2 separate regions of the Homo sapiens genome follow, and region 1 is linked to region 2. A link is a loop called in an ENCODE intact Hi-C map of the cell type or tissue named here. Cell type or tissue: CD4-positive, alpha-beta T cell. All regions are shown on one strand. Each heading gives the region's core, and the rest is flanking DNA. Links, peaks and the distances in the headings are about the cores only.

What was found. Hi-C counts contacts between places; a loop is a spot of excess contacts. Peaks named below come from ENCODE experiments on the same cell type or tissue, not always from the same donor. Only the 100,000 strongest peaks of a DNase experiment are listed, where the experiment ranks them.
Region 1: a loop joins it to region 2, with 2.0 times the contacts of the local background. A loop is called at or near these places in 2 of 110 quality-filtered maps.

Annotation. Positions count from the first base shown.
Region 1 is chr17:77,640,219-77,648,544 of GRCh38, forward strand. No RefSeq gene overlaps it. Among named protein-coding and RNA genes, the nearest start is that of LINC01987, 84 kb to the right of the region's middle. RefSeq lists enhancers at 4,405-4,574, 5,360-5,923, 7,299-7,873. In CD4-positive, alpha-beta T cell, for the core only: a CTCF peak has its summit at 4,952; DNase peaks (open chromatin) are centred at 4,993 and 5,603; H3K4me3 peaks cover 858 bases.
Region 2 is chr17:77,687,533-77,695,858 of GRCh38, forward strand. No RefSeq gene overlaps it. Among named protein-coding and RNA genes, the nearest start is that of LINC01987, 37 kb to the right of the region's middle. RefSeq lists enhancers at 3,036-3,915, 3,916-4,794, 7,877-8,326. In CD4-positive, alpha-beta T cell, for the core only: no CTCF peak of the experiment used is centred there; DNase peaks (open chromatin) are centred at 3,259 and 5,199; H3K4me3 peaks cover 782 bases; H3K27me3 peaks cover 518 bases.

The DNA.
Region 1 (8,326 bases), core at 63-8,062, 48 kb before region 2:
TGATCCTCCTGCCTCGGCCTCTCTAAGTGCTGGGATTACAGGCATAAGTCACTTCACCTGGCCTCTCCAGCTCCTTTTTCACTTTCCCTTTTTACATCACCAATGACCTGGATTCTCCACAACAGAAGCCCAGGAACTGACTCCCCACATAAGATCTATTTCCTTTATTTCCTTTGGTCCAGTGCCTCTCTCCTCCTCTTTCCAGTTCCACTCCCCAGGAGGCCAGGAGCTAGGTGGGAGGGAACCTCTCCCAGGAGGCAGGGCATAGAGGCAGGAAGGTGGAGCTGGGGAGAGGCAGAGACAAAGCTCTTTCCCTTTGAAATGGGCTGGGGTGGACCTGGGTGGGGCCGGAGGAAGATGGGACACACAGGTGAGATAATAGATCTTTCCTTCCTCGCGTAAGATTTTATTTGAAGATTAGATTCTACAGCCAAAGAGAAGTTGAAAGCCGCTGGTCTAGACCAGCCCGTAGTCTAAGCTGGTGACTGAAGCCGAGGGTGTCAAAGTGGCTTAAGGTAGCCCTTGCAGCTTAAATGCAGGATGGGGGTTGGCACTGGGTCTTCTGACCCCGAAGTCTGCACTCTGTGCACCATGAGATGTGTCCTCTGCAGCAAAGAAGCTGAATGAAGGTGTCATATACGGAGTGCAAAGAGGACCCTGGGAGCAAATTCCATGTGCGTGTGTGGGCGGTGGTGGGGGTGGGAAGAGTTCCATGGGGAGGGTCATATCCTTCTGAGGGAGACTGAAGAGACCTTGTGGGAGAGATCTCATTGGAGGTGAACCTTGTACTGTGACCGGGCTGCAAGTACTAGAAGTCAAGGGAGGGAAGGCATTCCTCCAGGAGAGGGTAAGAGCAGGAGCCAGGGCCGGGGGAGCGCTGGGGAGCACTTAGACTACAGCCAGAGGTCTCTATTGTGCTCAGCATGCCTGGAGCTCTGAGTCTACATGGGTGCAGGTGGAGAAAAGACCAGAAAGGTTGCTGAGGCCATGTCTGCATGGCTTTGCATGGCAGGTGGTTGAGTGTGTGCTGAGTTTGTTTGGCAGTGAGGAAGTTTAGGGCTTTGAGCAAGACAGTGGCATCCTGGATTGTGGGACACAGTGGGCAGAGCCTAGAGCTGGGAGGCCAATGAGGGCCAGGATGCCAGGAGGATGAGCAGGGCAGAAGGGGAGATGTAGCTTTGCCTGGAGGCTGGGCGATCTGTTCAGGCTTGAACCTAAGGGTGGAAATGCAGCCGGGGAGTGACCCCTGAAGGGGTGAAAGCTGCCTCAGCAAGTGATCAGCAAAATCCATCGATACTTGAAATGGACCAAAGGGTCTTCTGTTTAGAAGAAGCTGCTTGCGGTGCAGCACCGTGGCTCACACCTGCAATGCCAGTGCTTTAGGAGGCTGAGGTGGGAGGATCACTTGAGGCCAGGAGTTGGAGATCAGCCTGGGCAACAGAGCAAGACCCCATCTCTACAAAATTAAAAATTAAAAATTAGCCAAATGTGGTGTCTCACACCTGTAATCCCAGGTTAAGGCAGGAGGATTCCCTGAGCCCAGGACTTCATGGCTGCAATGAGCTGTGATTATGCCACTGTACTCCAGCCTGGGTGACAGAGCAAGACCCTATCAAGGAAGACGAAGATGAAGACAAAGACGAAGACAAAGAAGAAGGAGGAGGAAGAGGAGGAGAGGAAGAGGAGGAGGACAAGGAACAGGAGGAGGAGGAGGAGGAAGGGAAGGAGGAGGAGGAGGAAGAGGAGTGGCAGCAGCAGCTGGTTGTAAAGTGAAGAATCATTTTACGATAGGATTAACCATGACCAACCCATGTCCGTATAAGTTTGGATTTCCATGGGTAGAATTTTTTAAAAATCACAGCCTGTCTGTGGCTGTCCATGCTGTCTGTCACTGGCCTGAATCTGAGTGGTAGAGAGAGCAACTCCTTCCTCCACACCGGCCCTGCCCCAACAAGTCAGGTAGGCCCCCTCCCTCCCTGCTGATTGGATGGTGAGTGCCCCAAGCACGGTGCTGCATCCTTTTGCAGAGGAATGGGCCAAGCAGAGCCTGGCATAGCTGGGGTGGGGGCAGGGCCTCCCTGCAGCATCTTTCCATGACATTGTCACAGAGGGAACAGGCAAGTTCCATTGGCATTGTATTAGCTTCCTAGGGCTGCTGTAACAAATTCCTACAAACTGGGTGGCGTAGAACAACAGCAGTGTCCCTTCTCACAGTGCTGAGGTTGGGAGTCTGAAATCAAGAGGTCATCAGGGTCGTGCTCCTGGCAGAGGCCCTAGGGGATTCTGTTCTCTGCCTCTTCCAGCTTCTGGTGGTCATCTTGATTCCCGCACTGTGGTGGCACCATTCCAACCTCTGCCTCTGTCTTTATGCGCCCTTCTCTTCTTCTCTCTGTTCTTCTCTTCTTGAGTTTCTTTTTTATTTTTATTTTTATTTTTTCTTGGGACGGAATTTCACTCTTATTGCCCAGGCTGGAGTGCAGTGGCGCGATCTCGGCTCACTGCAACCTCTGCCTCCTGGGTTTGAGCGATTCTCCTGCCTCAGTCTCCCAAGTAGCTGAGATTACAGGTGCCCACCACTACACCCAGCTGATTTTGTATTTTTAGTAGAGACAGGGTTTTACCATGTTGGTCAGGCTGGTCTCGAGCTCCTGACCTCAGGTGATCCACCAGCTTCGGCCTCCCAAAGTGCTGAGATTACAGGTGTGAGCCACCTTGCCCACCCCTCTTGAGTTTCTTATAAGGACATTTGTCATTGAGATAATCTAGGAGGATCTCATCTGAGATACTTCACTACATCCTCAAAGACCCTTTTCCCAAATACAGTCACATTCACAGGTTCTGGGGATTAGGATATGAACATACGGGTTTGGGGGCACCATTCTACCCGCTACAGGCCTGCAGAGGAGTGAGCTCCACGGGGGTGCCCCAGCCTCTGAGGTGCTGCGGCTGGTCTATGTTCCGGTTCTGTCTCTACCTGCCCTCTCCTTCACGCCCTCCTTGGGTGTTGGGTACCCTCTTCTCTTCCCTGGGTACCCACTGTTCCCTCTGTGGGACCCCACCTGTGTTTGTTCCCTCTACGCAATACCCCATCTCCTCACCTCCTTTCCTCCTGGGAAATGAGCGTATTTTGCATCCTGTCTGTAACCTGGCCTGACAAACCCTCCTGTCCTCATATCATAAAGATCCAACATACTCTGTGTGGTCCAAACAGCGGACTGGATCCTGGACATTACCAGGTGCGGGTTTGCAGCCCAGCTCAGAGCTACATTAGCATGGCGGCCAAGGTCAAATCCTCTGACTTCCCATGTCTTCCATTCCCCATATGTATCATGGAGATAACAAGGCCCTGTGCTCTTTTGACTAAAAAAAAAAAAATAGTTTCTGGAATGCATTTCCTTCCACCTCCATCTCGGCAATCTCTCTCTCTAATAATAGACTTAATTATTTAAATTTAATTTGTTAGAGGTTTGATGTTTAATTTGAGAAACCTAATGAATGATTAACATTTAATAAATAGTAAAATTTAATATCTATGAACTTGGGTATAAATATATAAATGATTTAATATCTTAATTCAATGCCTACTTTTTAAAAACAGATAGGAATTGCTCCTCAGAGTTATCATGCCCTGAGTAAGCGCTTGGCAAAACCGCCACCCCATTCTCTGTGAGTGAAAAACAGCACAGAGCGGGTCCTGAGTCCTTGGATGTACAAGGAAAGGAGAATTGATCAAGAGGAGGTTGGGTGGCCACCTTGTCCAGTGCCCAGATCCAGGAGCAGCTGTGGCCATGGAGGAGGCTGAGTTACAGTTTAGCTACAAAGTATCTCCAGTGAACACCTTCCCCAGTGGTGACTGCTGCAAAGGGGGTGGCCTCCCCCCAGGGAAGGGGAGGGAGGAGGCAGTCTGAAGAATGAGGCTTCTTACAGGGACATCAAACTGCACATAAATAGACGTGCCGTGCTTTTTATTTGAATATTAATTGGCATTGATGAACAGCATGTGTCTAGTTACATTGGCAATTAGTTACCAATGAGGTTCTGGGACGCCACACTGCTCCTGTAATTCTGATATGGAGGTTCCTGGAAAGCGCCGTGGAGCTCTCCCTGAAGCCGCTGTCCTTGCGAGGAAGGGTGGCTGCCTGCATCTACACAGAGGCCATGTATTTGCCTTTTCATGGATGTGCTAAGCAACAGCTCACAGGACGGATTCTAACTGCATCCTCCCTTTAGGAGGGAACCACCTGCGGTGAATGAGTCCTGTGAACCTGCAAGTCTCAACCATTCCTGGGTTCAGGGATTTAAGGAGAACAGAGGAGAGGGTCCCCCCATTTCCTTGCCCTTTTGGGAAGCTGGGGACCTTCCTCTGGTCAGTCTGTCTTCAGAGGGAAGAGTGAGGGAGGCAGCCTGGACAAGGGGCCTGGGATCCTGGGCAGGGCAGGGTCCAAGGACACAGGCCATCTGGCCAGGAGACACCCCACAGCGCTGGGTCGGCTGCCCAGGATCTTCTGTTACCTCTGGCCAACGTCCAGGCAGGCCCAGCATGTCACTGTGTGTAAGTCAGCCTCCCCCTCCAGACTGGAAGCCCCTTAAGAACATCTGCCTGGCCCTGCCCATCTGTGTGTGCCAAGCCTCTAGCACTATGCCCGGCACATGGCAGGTGCTCCAGGAGACAGGGATTGGAGAGAGACTCAGAGCCCAGGAGCTGCCAACCGCTGAAGGGAGTAGGAATCCGCTAGTCATTGAACCTGTGCTAGGGAGGCATAAAAGATGGGGGTGGGGGCATTTTCTAGCGGAGCTTCCCCGGGTGAGTCAGTGCCCATAGCCCCCTGACCAGTATCCCCTTCCAGCTTCAGCCCCCACCCAAGACCCACCTTCTCCTTCCTCCCCCATTCTGGGACCCCCATCCCAGCTGGGCCGGGGCAAGAAGAAGGCACCCTGGCCTCCCGGGCTCTGCTGCAGGGGGCCTCAGTGAGCAGCAGATGAAAAGCTGCCTCCGCTGGGGGCTAATCCTCTCACCTCCACGCTCCCGGTGGCTGCCTCGCCCTGCGGCTCAGGCTGAAGGATCTCGGGGAGTTTTAAATGGAGGAGAAGGAGCATTTCTGATCTCATTTTCCAGTATTTCAGCTGTGCCATAATCTATTTACCACACAATTTGTGTCACTTTGATAAGCGGCTGCTTCAAGACTGCATTTATTAAAATCAAGAGCGGGGACAGCTTTCAAGTCTCTCAAGAATTGTAATAAATGTTTGAAATTAGTCATTACGGTGTTTGCCATGGTTCATATCATATACTCCATCTCGGTGACAAACGGTCACATCTTGCACACGTTCTTTTTGGGTGATGATGGTGAAGGCTTCACTTTGACGTCCCTGCATGGGACTCGGGAGGGGACGCCGCGGGGCGAGAGCCCTTCCGGGGGCAGCCGGGGTCCCCCGGGGCCACAGCTCAGCCCCGTGAAATGCTCTTTTAGCCTAAGCTTCTGTACTTAAAGAGGAGTGAAATGGCCCAGAAAGACTTTTCTTCCCTTCCCTCCTCCCCCATCTAAACCACCAGGCTCTTATTTCATCCTGGGTGACGAGGCTTCTCCTCCACCACCACCCCCCCTGCCCAGCAGTGGCATCTAAGGACGCTGCAACTTTGCGGCTGGTTTACTGTTTCCTTTGGGGGGTTTTGTAGTTGCAGGAAGTAACCCTGGCCAAAACAATGTCACATTCCTAAAGGCTCCAGTACAGCAGGGCTCCGAGCCCTGGGAAGGGGAAAGGAGGGTCCCAGAGGCCATCAGAGGCTTATTCAAAGACTGTACAGGAACCAGGCACAGAGATGGGATCCCAGAGCCATGCTCCTCCTCTATGGTGACTTGTGGCTCCCAATCCTAAAGAGACACTCGGGAGATGACAATCAGGGCGTGAAAACCATCAGCATTGGAGGCAAGCTAGGAATGAGGCCCAGGGTACCCGAGGCCGGGTTCCGAGTGGGCACGGTGGGGAGGGCCAGGGGACCTACATTTCCTAATAATTGGGGGATTTTCTGTCTGTGGGGTCCTCAGAGCTGGTGGCCGTCTCCCTAGGTGCCCCTGGAGCTTGGTAGGCACTGTCTGCCGTGGGAAACTCTGGGTGGACACAGCGGGAGACAGACACCGAGGGGCTGGGGGTGGGGGTGATGCCACTCCGGGTGACAGCTTCTCTTCTATGGAGAAATACATCTGAATTTTGCTTGTGTTCAGGCTGGTGAAAGGAAGTCCTTTCTGTTTCACAAACATATTGAAAACAGGCCTTCATCTCCTTTGAGAAAAGAGGTTTAGTAGGGCAGCCACCTAAAGCTCGCATGTTTAACTAACCTTGTTGGGAGGACGTGTGGGAGTGACAGAGACAGACAGACACTACACTGCATTCACAGTCCTCTGTTTCACAGTTAACATTCTTACCCAAAGATGTGAATGGTGAAAAAGACATTTTTAACCATAGCTTTATATAAAAAAAGAAAGCTTGGCCGGGCACGGTGGCTCACATCTATAATCCCAGCACTTTGGGAGGCCAAGGTGGGCAGATCACCTGAGGTCAGGAGTTCGAGACCAGCCTGGCCAATATGGTGAAACCCTGTCTCTACTAAAAATACAAAAATTAGCTGGGCATGGTGACAAGCGCCTGTAATCCCAGCTACTGGGGAGGCTGAGGCAGGAGAATCGCTTGAACCCAGGAGGTGGAGGTTGCAATGAGCTGAGATCATGCCACTGCAGTCCACCCTGGGTGACAGAGCAAGACTCTGTCTCAAAAAATAAAAAGAAAGCTTTTGCGGGGCAGGGGTCTGACCTTAAGGGAAATCTGTCCTCATTCTGGAAAATACAGAAAAGAATAAAAACATATTTGAGATAGAGTCTTGCTCTATTGTCCCGGCTGGAGTGCAATGGCGCCATCTCTACTCACTGCAACCTCCGCCTCCCGGGTTCAAGCAATTCTCCTGTCTCAGCCTCCTGAGTAGCTGGGATTACAGGCATGTGCCACCACGTCCGGCTAATTTTAAACAAATATGTGTTTTAAAAAGAGGCACAATTGTGCAAGCTGGAGATGGCTGTGTGGATTTCCGTGTATTTAGTGTACTTTTGTGCAAGCTGGAGATGGCTGTGCGGATTTCTGTGTGTGTTAGTGCACTTTTGTGCAACCTGGAGATGGCCGTGCGGATTTCCGTGTGTTTAGTGTACTTTCGTGCAAGCTGGAGATGGCCGTGCGGATTTCCGTGTGTTTAGTGTACTTTCGTGCAAGCTGGAGATGGCCGTGCGGATTTCCGTGTGTTTAGTGTACTTTCGTGCAAGCTGGAGATGGCCGTGCGGATTTCTGTGTGTTTAGTGTACTTTCGTGCAAGCTGGAGATGGCTGTGCGGATTTCCATGTGTGTTAGTGCACTTTCTGCTTTGCAAGCAGTTGCACATCCTTGGTTTTCACTCTCCTGCACGAGCTCCTGCCCCCACCACCCTCATGGCCGCTACACTTTCAGGGTGATCCCTGCACCTTAGGACCCAGAGCCCAGCCGTGGCAGGTGCTCCTGGAGGTTGCCAAGGCAGAATCCCCGCTGGAAAACCATGGCTGCCCCTTGGAGGCCTAGGTGCACGTTCAAAAGCACACTGGCGTCTCATGGCGTGCTCTTTGCAGGGCCTGGAAGGGTCAGCATCCACTTTAAGGCCAAGATCTACCTTGAGAAGCAATGTCTAAAGGCCCATGGTCAGGCCTAAAATCGATGAGATTAAGAATCTCCTGCAGGACTGCGTTGGCCTTACCTGTATGCAGGGCCTCCTTCTGCAGCCAACCCTGGAAACTCTGAGGTTGCTGGTTTAGCAGGGTAATGCCTACACCCTCATTAGCATCTGATATTATTCTGGTACATTTGTCACAATTAATTAATCCATATTGGCACATTATTATTCACTCAAGCCTATAATTTATTCAGACTTCCCTAGTTTTTACCTACTGTCCTTTTCCTGTCCCAGGAGCCCATCCAGGACCCCGCATGACACTCAGGCTTCATCTCCTTAGACTCCTCTTGGCTGTGACAGTTTCTCAGTCTTTCCTTATTTTTGGTGACCTCAACAGTCGTGTGGATTCCTGGTCAGGCATTTTGTAGAATGTTCCTCTATTGGGGGTTGTCGGATGTTTTTCTTATGATTAGATGGAGGTTATGGGTCTTGGGGAGGAAGAGCACACAGGTAAAGTGGCGTTGTGAACTTGTCATATCAAGGGTATGCACTATCAACAGAACTTGTTGCCAGTGATGGTGACCTTGATTGCCTGGCTGAGATCGTGTCTGTCAGGGTTCTTCTCTGTGGAGTTACCTT
Region 2 (8,326 bases), core at 288-8,287:
GCCTTAACCTCTCTCAGTTTCAGTTTATTTTGTTTGTTTTGAGATGGAGTCTCGCTCTGTTGCCCAGACTAGAGATTGTGCAATGGCACAATCTCAGCTCACTGCAACCTCTGCCTTCCTGGTTCAAGCGATTCTCCTGCCTCAGCCTCCCTAGTAGCTGAGATTACAGGTATGCGCCACCATGCCTGCTAATTTGTTTATTTTTAGTAGAGACGGGGTTTCCCCATGTTGACCAGTCTGGTCTCATACTCCTGGCCTCAAGTGATCCACCCGCCTGGGCCTCCCAAAGTGTTGGGATTATAGGCACAGCTTCCCTAGGGATTTTTCACCCCACCTAGAGATATTTATTGGCCGCTTCATATATGAAGGCAGCAGGGATAACTCAGAGGTAGACAAGACCAACCCCTCCCTGCCAGGAGCCAGCAGTCCCACGGGAATGGAAGAAGTGGCCCAGGTGACTGTGACCTCTCAGGTGTTTGCGGCGTGCTGGAGAGGTGGTCGGGGGAGTGGAGCCTTGAAGGAAAGATTGGTTTTGCTTTCTCCTCCCATGACGAAGCAGAGATGCCTGGCGTTCCATGGGCGTGGTCCCGCCCTGACCTTGTTCCACGTCCCCCTCCGGCTCCACCATCAAAATCAAGGACTGTGGATATTTCACATAAATGGGATCAGGCCACATGTGGCCTTTATACCTGGGCTTCCTTCACTGAGCGTGTTTTCAAGGTCCACTGGTGTCGTCGCGTGTGGCCATCGTGTGGATTCGTCACATTGGGTTTATCCATTCATCAGTTGGGTTCCTTCAACCTTTTGGCTATTTCGAATAGTTGCCATCACTGTTTCTTAAAATGTGACTGATGCTTTGTTGTCTGACTTCTCTGCTGGAACGGAAGTCTTCAGGGGGCTGGGGGTGGGAGGGGTTGGTTTTATTGCTGTCATATCCCTCAGGCTCATAGGTTGTAACAGGGAGCCCCCAGGGGATGCAGGTGGGCCGGTGAGAGGAGACACCCCCATCGTCATTGCAGAATGATCTCCTGCCCAGCACACCCCCTGCCGATCCTCCAGCAGCCCCATGCTAAGGAAATAACAGCCTCCCTACCCACCTCCCCCAGCCTTCCCCTCTGCTCTCTGCTCCCTAGAGTTCCTGGAATAAAGTCAAAGGAGACAGGAACAGGGCAGGTATCCACCTGCTCACTCTCTCCAATCAACTCTTTAGGGGCTTTTGCTATCAATGCAGCCCTGGAAGGGTATAGATCAATTCCCCTCACCTTTCCACCCTCCCACCCACCCATCCACCCACAGAAATCATTGCAGCTGGAAAACTGTTGGATGTGGAGAGTAAATCTGCAAATCTGAGTGATATGGACAAAAAGGCATTTGAAGTTCTTAGGAGGGGAATCGTGTAGCCTTGAGAGGCGTGAGGTAAAAATGGCTGTGGCTTGGACCCCGTTCCATGTGAGGAAGCCAGGGATCTTTTCTTTAGAAGTCTTGCTAATGTGGTATTTAAAAAAAAAAAATCAATGCCACATTGCCACGAATGGACGCATCTATTCCAGGTAGAGAAGGCTGTTGTCTGGGAAGCATACAGCAGCTATTATAAACACTGAAAGTCAGTTGTTTAGCCCCCATTCATGGGCACTCTCTGAGGACCAGGCACATGGGGCTTCTGAGAGCATAAGGGAGCTCTCCATTTAGGAGGAACCAGGTGATGAGCAAACAGGATCCATTGAGGCTCTGAGATAGACGCTTCCACCTGGCGTCCAACCCATCCCAAGAACTCTGATGAGCAAGTGCTTCCCATTTTGCAGAAAAGGAGACTGAGATTCAGAGTGGAGAAGTGAGCACCAAGCTCATTCAGCCCATTTTACAGACAAGGAGACTGACATTCAGAGTGGAGAAGTGAGCACCAAGCTCATTCAGCCCATTTTACAGACAAGGAGACTGACATTCAGAGTGGAGAAGTGAGCACCAAGCTCATTCAGCCCATTTTACAGACAAGGAGACTGACATTCAGAGTGGAGAAGTGAGCACCAAGCTCATTCAGCCCATTTTACAGACAAGGAGACTGACATTCAGAGTGGAGAAGTGAGTGCTCAGCCCACTCAGGTCTCCAGGGCCAGAGCAGCCAGAATGGGTGCCAAAAAAGAAAAAAGAAAAATTGAATAAGACCTACTATTTGATAGCACAATAGGGTGACTATAGCCAACAATAACTTAATTGTACATTTTAAAATAACTTAAAGAGTGTCATTGGATTGTTTGTCACTCAAAAGATAAATGCTTGAGGGGATGGATACCCCACTCTCCATGGCGTGTGTATTTCCTATTGCATGCCTGTATCAAACATCTCATGTACCCCACAAATATGCACACCAACCACGTACCCAGAAAAATTAAAAATATAAATAAGGCCAGGCATGGTGGCTCACGCCTGTAATCCCAACACTTTGGGAGGCAGAGGCAGGCGGATCATTTGAGGTCAGGAGTTCAAGATCAGCCTGGACAACATAGCGAAACCTCATCTCTACTAAAAACACAAAAAATTAGCTGGGTGTGGTGGCATGCACCTGTAGTTTCAGCTACTCGGGAGGATGAGGCACGAGAATCGCTGGAACCTAGGAGGCAGAGGCTGCAGTGAGCTGAGATCATGCCACTGCCCTCCAGCCTGGGAGACAGAGTGAGAAAAAATAAAAAATAAAAATAAACTTAAAAATAAAAGAAAATAAACCCTCCAAGAATTCTGAGCTCCGCCTACTACGCCATGTCCTCCCTGGAAGGAAGAGGCAAGATTTTCCCTTTCCAAGCCCTGAAACAGCTGCACTGACCACTCCCATTCCAGGGACCAGGGTCTGAGACATCTGGGTGGCTGTCTGCCAGGCAGACCCCGTAAAATGGGACAGCCCACCCTGCTCCTGCCACGTCAGGCCACTGGGATGGGAAGCTCTAAACAGCCCCCGCCCCCCCAGGCTGCAGCTCGAGGAGGAGCGAAGCCTCTTTCCTTGCACTAATTTGCAGTGCAGTGTGCTGTCTGCCTCGTGGGCACATGGAACGTATATAAATTACCCCGCCAGGACGATTAACTGTTTGTCCAGGCTAATTGTCAGTATTAAATCTCGCTCAGTCACAGTTTTAAAGCTTAATTTAAATTCTCTATCTTTAAGAAATCCATACTCCCTCCCACCACGGGAGAAAAAATAGATTTAATGGGTTTAGTCCATTTCCGTTTGTAGCAACCCAAGTTATAATTAGGCATGTGCAAAGCGGATGTTTCGGCGGGCGGTGAGCCTGCAGACCTGCTCCTCTCCTTCCCGGCAGGGCCGGTCCTGGTGGGGAGTGCCCTTGTCTTTGCTGCCCTAGATAAATTTCTGAATTAGGAGTTATTGCTCAGAGACCCCTGAGCCTCCATGGCAGCCCCTCCCGATTATGGCATTAATCTTGTCAATGTGCTTAAAGGTGGAGAAAGAATTCATCCTCAAAGGTGGAAGGCACAAGAAAGCAGCCAGGAAACCCCTCTGCCCAGGAGCCAAGAGCTCGGGGGAGCCATGGGATGCAGGCGGATGGGGGGGCTTCCCCTCATGTCTTCCTGAGACCACTGCCCCGCCAGATGCCCCCTTGCCCTGAAGGCTGATGCTGCCACTGCAGCTTATCAGGAGTGAGGACCCCTCCTTCCTCTCCTCTTTCTTTCTGTTCCCAGATACCCGCTTAGAAGCAGGTTGGAGCCAGGAAAATGCAGACAACTAAGGCATAGATGTAGAGGATGCAAACTGAACAAAGCTACTGAAAGCCCCCACACTCATCCCCCTTAATGTCCTAGGGGGAACTGAGACTCAGAGAGAGGCGTGACTTGCCCAAGGGCACACAGCTGGCCTGGGTTGCAGCTGAATCCCAGGGGACTTGGCACCCATTGCCTTGCTACACATTCATGACCAGGGTGAGGTGCAATTCCTTGTTCAAGGGACACGCTTGGAAGAGGAATCTTCATCGCCCTTCCTAATTCTATGCATCATCAACACCAGGGCACGTATGTTTACGCTCATTGTCCCTCACTGGGCTTGCCCCATGCAGAGGGTGGCCTGGGGGAGCAGAGATGGCAGGGAGGGCAGCTGGAAGTCCAGGTCAGAGAGAGGAGAGTGTGACCAGGGTGGCAGCAGGAGGCATGGAAAAGACGGATGCATGGAGAGGGGTGAAGAGCGTGGGAACCAGGGCTGGGGCTGCCCAGACCTGGGCACTGGGGAGGGCAAGGGAAGCGTCAGTGACAACTCCAGGGTCTGAACCTGCGGGGTGAGGAAGCAGGTGGTAGCAGTGACTGCCCGGGAGTCTGAGGAGGGGGCTGGTTAAGTGGGGAAGGTGAGCGTGATGCCAGGTGTGCTGGCTGCAGGGGACAGAAGGTGTGCAGGGCTCTCCCCGGGGCCCCTAGGCTCCTGAAAGGCGGTGCCCTAAGCATCGGCTCCATCTCGTTGTCCCTACCCCCGTCCCTACCCCCGTCACAGTGGCCGGCAAGGGCCCAACACTTAGCAATTGTCAAAGAATCGGCAGACGTGTCCAGTGGGAGCTGAGGCAGGGACAGGGACATCAGGCCCACGTGTTGAAGGCGTGGGCCTCCCACACCACTGCCCTCAGTGTTGTGTAACTCAAAAACCCATGTGTAACTTTTGACTCTCCTAAAACTTAACTACGAATAGCCTGCTGTTGACCAGAAGCCTTACTGAGAACAGTCAATGAACACATATTTTGTATGTCATTATGTGTATTTTATTTTGTAAGTTATATGTTACTGCATTCTTATGATAAAGTAAGCTGGAGAAAAGAAAATGTTATAAAGAAGATGATAAGGGACAGAAAACATATTTACTCATTAGGTGGAAGCGGATCATCATAAAGGTCTTCACCCTTCTTGTCTTTACATTGAGGAGGCTGAAGAGGAGGATGAGGAGGGGTAGGTCTTGCTGTCTCGCAGGTGGCAGAGATGGAAGGAAATCTGTGCATAAGTGGACCATGCAGTTCAAACCCATGTTGTTCAAGGGTCACCTGGAGTTGAGGAAGGTGCCGTCTTTCTCCCAAGGCCCAGGGTTTTCTTTGCAGAGAGCCTCGTGATTTAGCCCTCTGGAGAGGAGGGAAGCGAGGCCAAGCTTAGCAGTGTGTCATGGATGTGTTGTTTGGGCCCCAGGGCATGAGTCACCTGCCCTAGTTTTTTTTTTTTTTTTTTTTTTTTTTTTTTTTTTGTAAAGGTCCTGCTGTTGGGTGGATTCATATTTTCGGTATCAGCCTGGGAGATCCTGAGTGCAGGATGTGGTTCTGCCCCTCTGGTCCCTGTTCTGTTGTGTGCATTTGTGTACACGTGCACCCACCTCCCCTTCTTCAAGGTGCTTGCCCTTCCGCCACCCGATGCCCAACAGGGACCCAACTTAAGACACACACAATTATTTCTGCAGGTCCCTTGAGCTCAAAGTCACCCGAATGTGAGCTGGAGTGAATGCAACCAAGCAGTCCCAGCAACACAGACTGCCCTGCTGGATGCCAGCATGACTGGGAATTTCACTCCCCCACTGACGGGGGAGCCTGGGGGTGTTCATGTGTGTTTTCCTCGGTGGTGTGAAGAAAGTCATTTGGTCCTGTAACGGCTGCCCTGTCACGGTGGGAAGTTAGAAAACAAACTTGGCAATCACACCCACCTTGACTTCCCAACCCTGCGAGAGAGCTTCACAGCAGGACCAGGAGAACAGTTCTTGGGACCTTTCTCTTTCCACCTGTTTCATCTCACACTGCTGCCCCTGCTTCTGTGACCTGCAGCAGTCTGCAGGGTTTGAACCCTTGATCTGCCAGAAGCCCACCCCAGGGCTGGGACCAACTTGCTCTGCTGCCAGTCCCACCCCCCCTGGCACAGGGACACATGGATGGGGACGTAGATGGGTGCTGACTGGTCATGAATGACCTCCAGAACAGGAACAGAGGAGGGTTTTTCAGTGGGGCGGCCCCAAGGTGCCAGCGCGGGGAAAAGTGGCTGCCCGGCCATTAGGTAGATGTATTATTTGTCCTCAAAGGTCTGCGCAGGATCCTGGGCCAACTGGGGCAGCTCTCAGGCTGGGCTTTGCCAGATCGGAGAGCAAGGCCCCCAGGCTGCTCCCACATGGAATGCACGCTAAGGCATCCTCCCTCCTCCGCTCTGTAGCCTTTCACAGAAAAACAAAAAATCAAACCTGTTCTCGTCTCTATCAAAGCTCACGTTGAAGATGACAGTGTTTCTCATTTCCTCGACTCTCTCTGAAAATATGTGAAATTAGGGGAAATGAAGAGAAGAAATTGAAATAACAAGTGAGGCTGGAGAAGAACCAGCCTCAGAAACAGAGGTGCCTGGAGAAGGAGGAGGGTGGGTTGTGGGAGGAGGAGGAGAGGAAACTCAGGGCTGGCGATTTCGGATGAGGCAGGTGCTGGCTCTCAGGAGGGAGAGAAGCCTGCGGTGGAGACAGCATCCTCGTCTGCCCCCTGGGAAGCGAGGGAAGGACCTTGGCCGAGGGGGACCTAGGAGCATGAAGAGCAGGAGAAAGCAGGGGGGTGCCTGATATGGTTTGGCTCTGTGTTCCCACTCAAATCTCATCTTGAATTGTAATCCCCTCATGTCAGGGGAGGGACCTGGAGGGAGGTGACTAGATCATGGGGGTGGATTTCCTTCATGCTGTTCTCGTGAAAGTGAGGGAGTTCTCACGAGATCTGACGGTTTAAAGTATGACACTTCCCGCCTCACTCTCAATCTCTCCTGCTGCCATATAAGACATGCTTTGCTCCCCCTTTGCCTCCATCATGACTGTAAGTTTCCTGAGGTCTCCCCATTCATGCAGAACTGTGAGTCCATTAAACCTGTTTTCTTTATAAATTACCCTATCTCAGGTAGTTCTTTCTAGCAGTGTGAGAACGGGCTCATACAGTGCCACCATCCTATCCAGCATCCCCTTTCTTCCCTGGCTCTTGTAGCTGCCCTGTGGGTGCTCCCCACTCACCTTCTTCCCAGAGGAGCCCTCTAGGGAGGGGTGCAGTCTGCAGAGCCTCGACACCCCACCCAGCTCCCAGCCCACGCAGAAGCTTGGGAACACCAGAGATGGCCACTCTTGCCCCAGGAGGATCCCCCACCCCTCAGGCAGTCTCTGCTCTGGGCTCCCACCTGCCGACTGGGGCTTTCTGTGAGGCTCTTCCTCCCAGGCCTCCTTCCCTCCCCACTCCCTGCACAGGCTGGTCCTGCATCATGGAAGGAAACTCTTCCTGCTCTCTTTCCTTTCTCCTTCACAGACATTTCCCTGCAACAAGTCTCATGGACATCCAATTCATTCCTGGCACCTGCTTCTCAGAGGACCCAAACCCACAACCCCTTGTGGCTCAGAGCAAGTGGCTCCTATGGGCCTCCCCGCCCTGACTCCCTTCCACTCCCAGCAAAGGGCCTTGCTCTCATCAAGCAGCCCAGCTTGCAGCCCACCTGAGAGCAGCTTAGCCCCTATCAGGCTCCCAGGGGCCCTGCCAGGGTGGGATAAGGCAGGTGGGGCAGGAGGGCTTTTAAGGCAGGGACAGATGTGACCCCTGCCTCCTACTCTGGCTTCAACAGGTCAAAGGTGCACACATGGGGAGGAAAAGCCCTTTTCTGCACCTGAGGGCACCTCCCGGGTCCTGGGCTGCCAGCTCCATCTTCTGCGCACCAGGAGTGAGGAGCATCAACCACACCGGGCCCCAGGAGGTGGCTGCCTGGCCACCATCACCCTCCCACTGAGGGGCCCAGGGGAGAGAAGACTGTAACTGCTCTGGAAGCTTCCGGCCTTTCTTCGGCAACGAATCTGGGGTGTGGCTGGACCTGGACCCTTTCATGCCTGGGATCTTAACATTCACCATCTGGGTGGATTCTCCTTCCTGGTCTCTCTGTGGATGGATCTTGTCAGTCTCCTGGAGGAAGGGAAGATGATGCTCCACTTTCCCCGGGATGCTGGGACACAGATCCACAAACCGGGCCACTTAAAGTGACAGACATTTTTCCTCTCCCAGTTCTGGAAGCAGAGGGGAGAAATCAAGGTGTCGGCAGGGCTGGTTCCCACTGAGGCTCTGAGGGAGAACCTATCCCAGGCCCCTCTCCCGGATCTGGGGCTCCCGGGGATCCTTGGCGTCCTTCGCATGGCTCCAATCTGCTGCTGCTTCACCTGGATTTGCCCGTGTGTCTCTGGGTCTTCATTCCTGTTTCTTGCCAGGACGCTCTCATTGGATTTAGGGCCCACCCTAACCCAGGATGACCTCATCTCCATCCTTACCTTAATCACACCTGCAAAGACCCTATTTCCAACAAGGCTGCATTCTCAGGT